2 separate regions of the Homo sapiens genome follow, and region 2 is linked to region 1. Evidence: chromatin contacts called from ENCODE Hi-C or POLR2A ChIA-PET data. All regions are on one chromosome and are shown on one strand. Each heading gives the region's core, a stretch centred on a gene start or an enhancer-like site at or near the end of the contact. The rest is flanking DNA. Distances are from core to core; before and after follow the strand shown. Region 1 holds the start of CUL5 (cullin 5). Region 2 overlaps DDX10 (DEAD-box helicase 10).

Region 1 (2,698 bases), core at 131-2,630:
CTGGTGCAAAAGTGACTGCGGTTTTTGCCATTAATATTATGTTCCCTGAGCTATTCACTACCCCCATTTCTGTCCGTACTTTTAAGGCAAATGATTAACTACTACAGACACATACACAGAACAGACTAGTTCTAAGTCTTCCTCATTCTTCTCCAAACTTTTTAACTGGTGGAGAATCTGCCCCTGTGGGCCTAGATCTCCCTTGCTATATAAAACTAACTTTAAATACTGTCTTTGACAAGGTAACTTTCCTGCGCCCTAAAACGATGGTATCGCTTCATCAGTTGTCATCTGGTTGTGTCCTGTAACTGGGTGGGGGTTAGAAAGCAGTTTCCTAAGGAAAAAGATGAACTCAAGAATGGGAGAATTAGGAGGGAAGGTGTAACACGCAGAAAAGGGAGGAAGGGGGGTGGAGTGGGAGGCACTGCTGGTCTGACTCGGAATTTCGTGCAGACAGAACGAGAACAGAAATGGAAGAAGTGGGGGGTCGAGTCACTGAAACCTGTTAGGCAGCATTTTCTTGGTTTTTCCTTTGATGCGTCTTAGACATTGCTTTACAAGAAACTGAGACCTAACAGTACTAACGGCCCAGCTGGTCAGGACACCGCACGACCATTCATCTCCCGCTCCCGGCCAGAGCTGGTCCCTTGAAAGCATCGCTCCTCGCCAGCGCTCAGCCAGGCTTTTCTCCCAGCGGCCAGTCGGCGGGAGCGACCACCAGAGCCTGTCGACCCCAAGGCCACAGACCCGCGTTCCGGTACTCGCCGGCTGCCACCGCGGCTTCCCTGCCAGTGGACAACCCCTGAACACTCCCACACTTCGCAGCTGAACCTGAGCCGTGCCTTTCCCAAAGAGCCGAACCCGGCGGCCACACAGTAAAACCCAAGCTGGAGTGAGGGTCTTACCTTTAACAGATTAGACGTCGCCATGTTCTTTAACTTGGACTCTCGCGAGACGACGCGAGAATTCGTGGCGCTCCCGGCCAGGCCTTGACCGGAGGCCGGAGCTCCCACCAGGGCCCAGGGCCCGTCGGCCCGCACCAGGGTGTGGTGGGCGCTGGAGCAGCGCGCCGACAGCGCTGACCTCGTCCCAAGCACCAGGAGCTTCCTCACTCTTCTCCCCTACATGGTCACCGGAGCTTCCCCACGCGAAAGACCTCATGCACGCGCTCAGGAAGACCGGAACGGCGAATGCTGAGAAGGTAACGGGAGCCGACCTGACTTGGAAGAGGAAGCATCGACTCCACGAGCCTCCCCGACTCCTTCGGATTAGCCTTTGTGGTTGCACCCGCCGCGGCCACCTGCAACGAATTTAGCTCGGCTTAGGCCCCGCAGCTCAGGTTCCGCGGCCACGTCACGTGACGCGAGGGCGGGGACGCGCTCGGGAGCGAGCGTGGGAGCCTGGAAGCCTCGGTGGGTCCCGAGGCTGCAGCGAGGCCGGGACCGTGCCCTCTGCTGGCGGGACCTGGCGTTTTCCGGCACCCCGCCCCAAATCCCGGACTCGGTGTTAAGGGAGGTGCATTGTCCTGAAATGCTTACAACAGCTGTCTTCAATAACTCGTGCATAGAATGCGCCCAGTAAATATGTGTTGACTGCACAAGCGTGATGACTCTTAATATTTCTATTCAGGAATGCTTGGCACTTAGATAAAATATTGTTCAGTGCTTTGGGAGGCCGAAGGGGGAGGATCACTTGAGGCCAGTTCAACACCCTCGTCATTACAAAAAAGTTTGAAAAAAAAAAAAAAAGATTGTTTAGAGAATGAATATTAATCTTCGATTTTCTGAAGGCACATTATCCTAGAAGATCCTAAACCATAAGCCTCCGGGTTTTACCCCTTCAGACCACACACCACTGGCCAATGAGATAATATAATTTACATGTGGAACCTGCAGGATACCTGGTATTGTATTTTGCAGGTTTACAAACAGCCTTCATACGGCCATAATGCGTAGAAATAAGTAAGAGCTCTGGACTAAGAGAAGAGGGATGGGCCTACTTAAAGAATCCAATCAAGTAGTTAATACTTGTTTGAGCACTTGTATATACTAGGCACAGGAAATACAGGATTAAATAAAAGAGAAGACCCCTGCTCGTTTGGAGTTTATGGCCTAATAAGGTAGCCAAATGTTAAGGATGGCTACACAAGTCAAATATTACTTAGTGGGAGTTGTGATAAATATTGCAAAGAGGCCGGGCGCAGTGGCTCACGCCTATAATCCCTATAGGGCCCCGTGGCTCACGCCTATAATCGGCACTTTGGGAGGCCGAGACACCTGCGGTCAGGAGTCCGCGACCAGCCTGGCCAACATGGTGAACCCCTGTCTCTACTAAAAATACACAAATTAGCCGGGCATGGTGGCGGGCACCTGTAATCCCAGCTACTCGGGAGGCTGAAGCAGGAGAATCGCTTGAACCCTGAAGGTGGAGATTGCAGTGAGCCGAGATCGCGCTATTGCACTCCAGCCTGGACGACAGAGCGAGACTCTTGTCTCAAAAAAAAAACAAAAAAAACAAAAAAAAACTACAAACAAAAAAATACAGTGTGCACTTGAGAGCGTAGGAAGGGAAAGGAAACTAGTATCCTAATCTCCATCTACCCAAGCCACCCTTTGCTTATGCTTAACTGAACCTTAAGACAACTTTTGAGAGCTTGATTTCAGCGTCCTACTGTCAACCGAAGCATTCCAATTTTCCT
Region 2 (2,698 bases), core at 109-2,608, 850 kb before region 1:
ATAAATCATACTTTTGGCCAGTTGCAGTGGCTCACATCCATAATCCCAGCACTTTGGGAGGCCGAGGAGGGTGGATCACGGGGTCAGGAGATCAAGACCATCCTGGCTAATGCAGTGAAACTCTGTCTCTACTAAAAATACAAAAAATTAGCTGGGCGTGGTGGCACATGCGTGTAGTCCCAGCTACTCGGGAGGCTGAGGCAGGAGAATCGCTTGAACCTGGGAGGCGGAGGTTGCAGTGGGCCAAGATCGCGTCACTGCACTCCAGCCTCGGTGACAGAGCGAGACTCCATCTTAAAAAATAAATAAATAAATAAAAATCACACTTTCTTTTCAAAAGCAGCACAGTAGTGAGATATTGCTGAGGATCTATTTCCTCAAGTTTCAGCACTGTTGTTCCTTTTCCTTACATTTATACAAAATCATTCCAGCGACCAGGGATTCCTACTAGCACTTGTGACCCTCAAAGCAAAAGGAAATTTAGCTAGATAATGAGGTAAAGCTGTATTCCAGGATTATGTAACCTACCTGAACTCAAAAAGCAATGTGGTCTATTGATCATTGCTACAAGTATTTTTCTAGATCTTAGTTTAAAATCTGTAGGTCATAAGAATATACGACATCTTGTTAGCTAAAGTAAAAACAATTCTATTGTGCAATTCAAGTACTTCTCTGCTAAAGAAAGTTTTGATACCCAAAAGACCTATATTTCCCAAACCACTATTAGGTACCCAGCAAACCTTCGTAACAGTTTCAGCTTCGTATTTATCTTCCATTCCCAATTCTGCACATAATATAACTAGGCAGAACTTAGATCTATCTTTTAACAAAAAGTCATATCAGATTCCTGAGAGGTCCATTCCAACTTTAGTTTATCCTACTCACACTTTAAAGCAATTTTTCTTAGAAGTACTTTCAATATGCCAGAGAAGATTCATTTCTAAAATTGAAAATTCACATTATCATTAAGTTTTCTCTTTTCTGGGAAATAAAGATAATTCCATGAAACTTCATTCAAGCACTTTCCCCAAAATTAAAAAAAAAATACTGTGTCCTTTATATCCTTCCTTGTATAATAAAATGATGTTTGCTGCATGAAACACAAAACAAGGTAGAAAGACAGCTACGTGAGTCCTCCCTTTCTTACACTTTCAGTTTCTATGCAGTGATTGCTTAAAATAGCTATAAACAGCTATGACTACATTTCCTGGTAAATTAAGTCTGCAAGTACCACCTTCTTTGACCATTAAAATATCTTCTGGATAGCTTGTAGGTTCAGGGATCAAAGGGAAGCTCTACCTGGAATCTGACTAAAGTGATTCAGAAGGCAATATCCTAAGTAACACAATGATTAGGTTTACATAAGAGGATCAACGAGAAGACAAAGTTTACTCAAAAACTAAGTCACATCTGTCATTTAAAGCACATGCACTGAGAGAAACCTGATAATTTACATAATATTTCTCCTTACATATCACAGAAATTTGTGCCATCACCCCTTTACCAAGTGTTTCCAAATAATCTCTTCTGGGTCTGCTTCCAAAAGGTACCTCAAAAGCCATGAGAGCCTTCAACCCCTGTCACTTTCATTTGAAAGGAAGTTGGGTGCAAAAGGTTGGTTTGAGCTCATTCCTTGGGCTCTGTCAGTCAGCCTGAACCTGTCACTGCAGGCAGTCCTCAGTGTCTTGAGGAATGTTTGAGTCCTGGCTGCAGACCAGCCACTGATCCCTCTGGTAATATCACTCTTACAAAAGGGCTACCATCTCTGAGCACTCAGAAAAGGGCTGTGAAATGGAGGTAGCTAAACTATTCAGAGCAATAATAAAACACAGCCTCTGTCTATTTAAAGCTCCTGGCTGAGCTGCAAAGCCATGTCAGCTCTTCTTTCTGTTCTTAGTCCGATGCTTAGTGGTTACATAGAAATGAGACCTTCCCTTGACAAGAAAAATCTTCCTCCTTTTTTAGATGTCAGGAAACAAACACACAGGACAAACACAGAAGGGGAGTGGGAAATGGAAGGAAGAGTTTGGCATAAGGAGTTCACTTCAGAGATCAACCCCCAGTGAAAATGCCTGATTGTGACAACTTTATCATTTTTTCATTTCCCCAGCAGACACAGTATTAAAACCAAATATACACACCAATTTATGGGGGAATAAAAGAAGAGGTTTCCAGGAGGATAGCTCAAGGGTGATAGCAACTTCTTACAGCTTAAACCATTATGAAAAAAAAAAATCGAGCATACACCATCAATAAGTATAAAAAATAAACCATATTTAGTAATATATATACAAATATGCATGAATAAACACAAAGGAAATACAGTAACAGGGCTTTCTTTGGCTCTAGATTATATCTTTCATTTTACATTTATATATGCAGAAATGAGAGCTTCTTAGTGAAATAAAATGGGCTTATTTTATGCTGAACATGCAATATTCATAAATATCAAATGCTTTTATTAGATTTAAGATTTTCTTGTTAAATTTAAATCTTTCCCACTACAGCCTCTGAGATCTAGTGGTGGTTCTGCCATGGTGTTTCACGCCTGCACGTTAAAGCATATGCAGAAGCCTCCACCTTATTTAGCAGTCAGGCTGCACACACTGGAGCTCTCGTTTTTGGGCACCTTTGAAGACAGAGTGATATTTAATACTGCTTATATTTAATATAAGCAGTCTTTTCTGCTTATATTCAG

The links. Hi-C counts contacts between places; a loop is a spot of excess contacts on that map. ChIA-PET counts read pairs that join two places held with the same protein, here RNA polymerase II (POLR2A). Pooled maps may share reads with other maps.
Region 2: a pooled map shows a loop between it and region 1 (4-fold over the local background). The contact joins the enhancer-like site here to the promoter of CUL5 in region 1. A Hi-C loop is called at or near these places in 6 of 50 pooled maps. POLR2A ChIA-PET finds 5 or more read pairs at or near these places in 2 of 52 experiments (activated T-cell and activated naive CD4-positive, alpha-beta T cell).

What each region holds. Positions count from the first base shown.
Region 1 is chr11:108,007,580-108,010,277 of GRCh38, reverse strand. CUL5 (cullin 5) reads right to left here and starts at 1,380. Exons shown (of 19, transcript NM_003478.6): 1 at 906-1,380. The coding sequence starts at 929. RefSeq lists enhancers at 866-1,055, 1,156-1,255.
Region 2 is chr11:108,853,076-108,855,773 of GRCh38, reverse strand. The region is part of intron 16 of DDX10 (DEAD-box helicase 10); the gene reads right to left. Among named protein-coding and RNA genes, the nearest start is that of DDX10, 190 kb to the right of the region's middle. Within about 2 kb of position 1,358, at least 6 of the 41 ENCODE cell types and tissues checked have a DNase peak (open chromatin) inside an H3K27ac peak, as active enhancers do.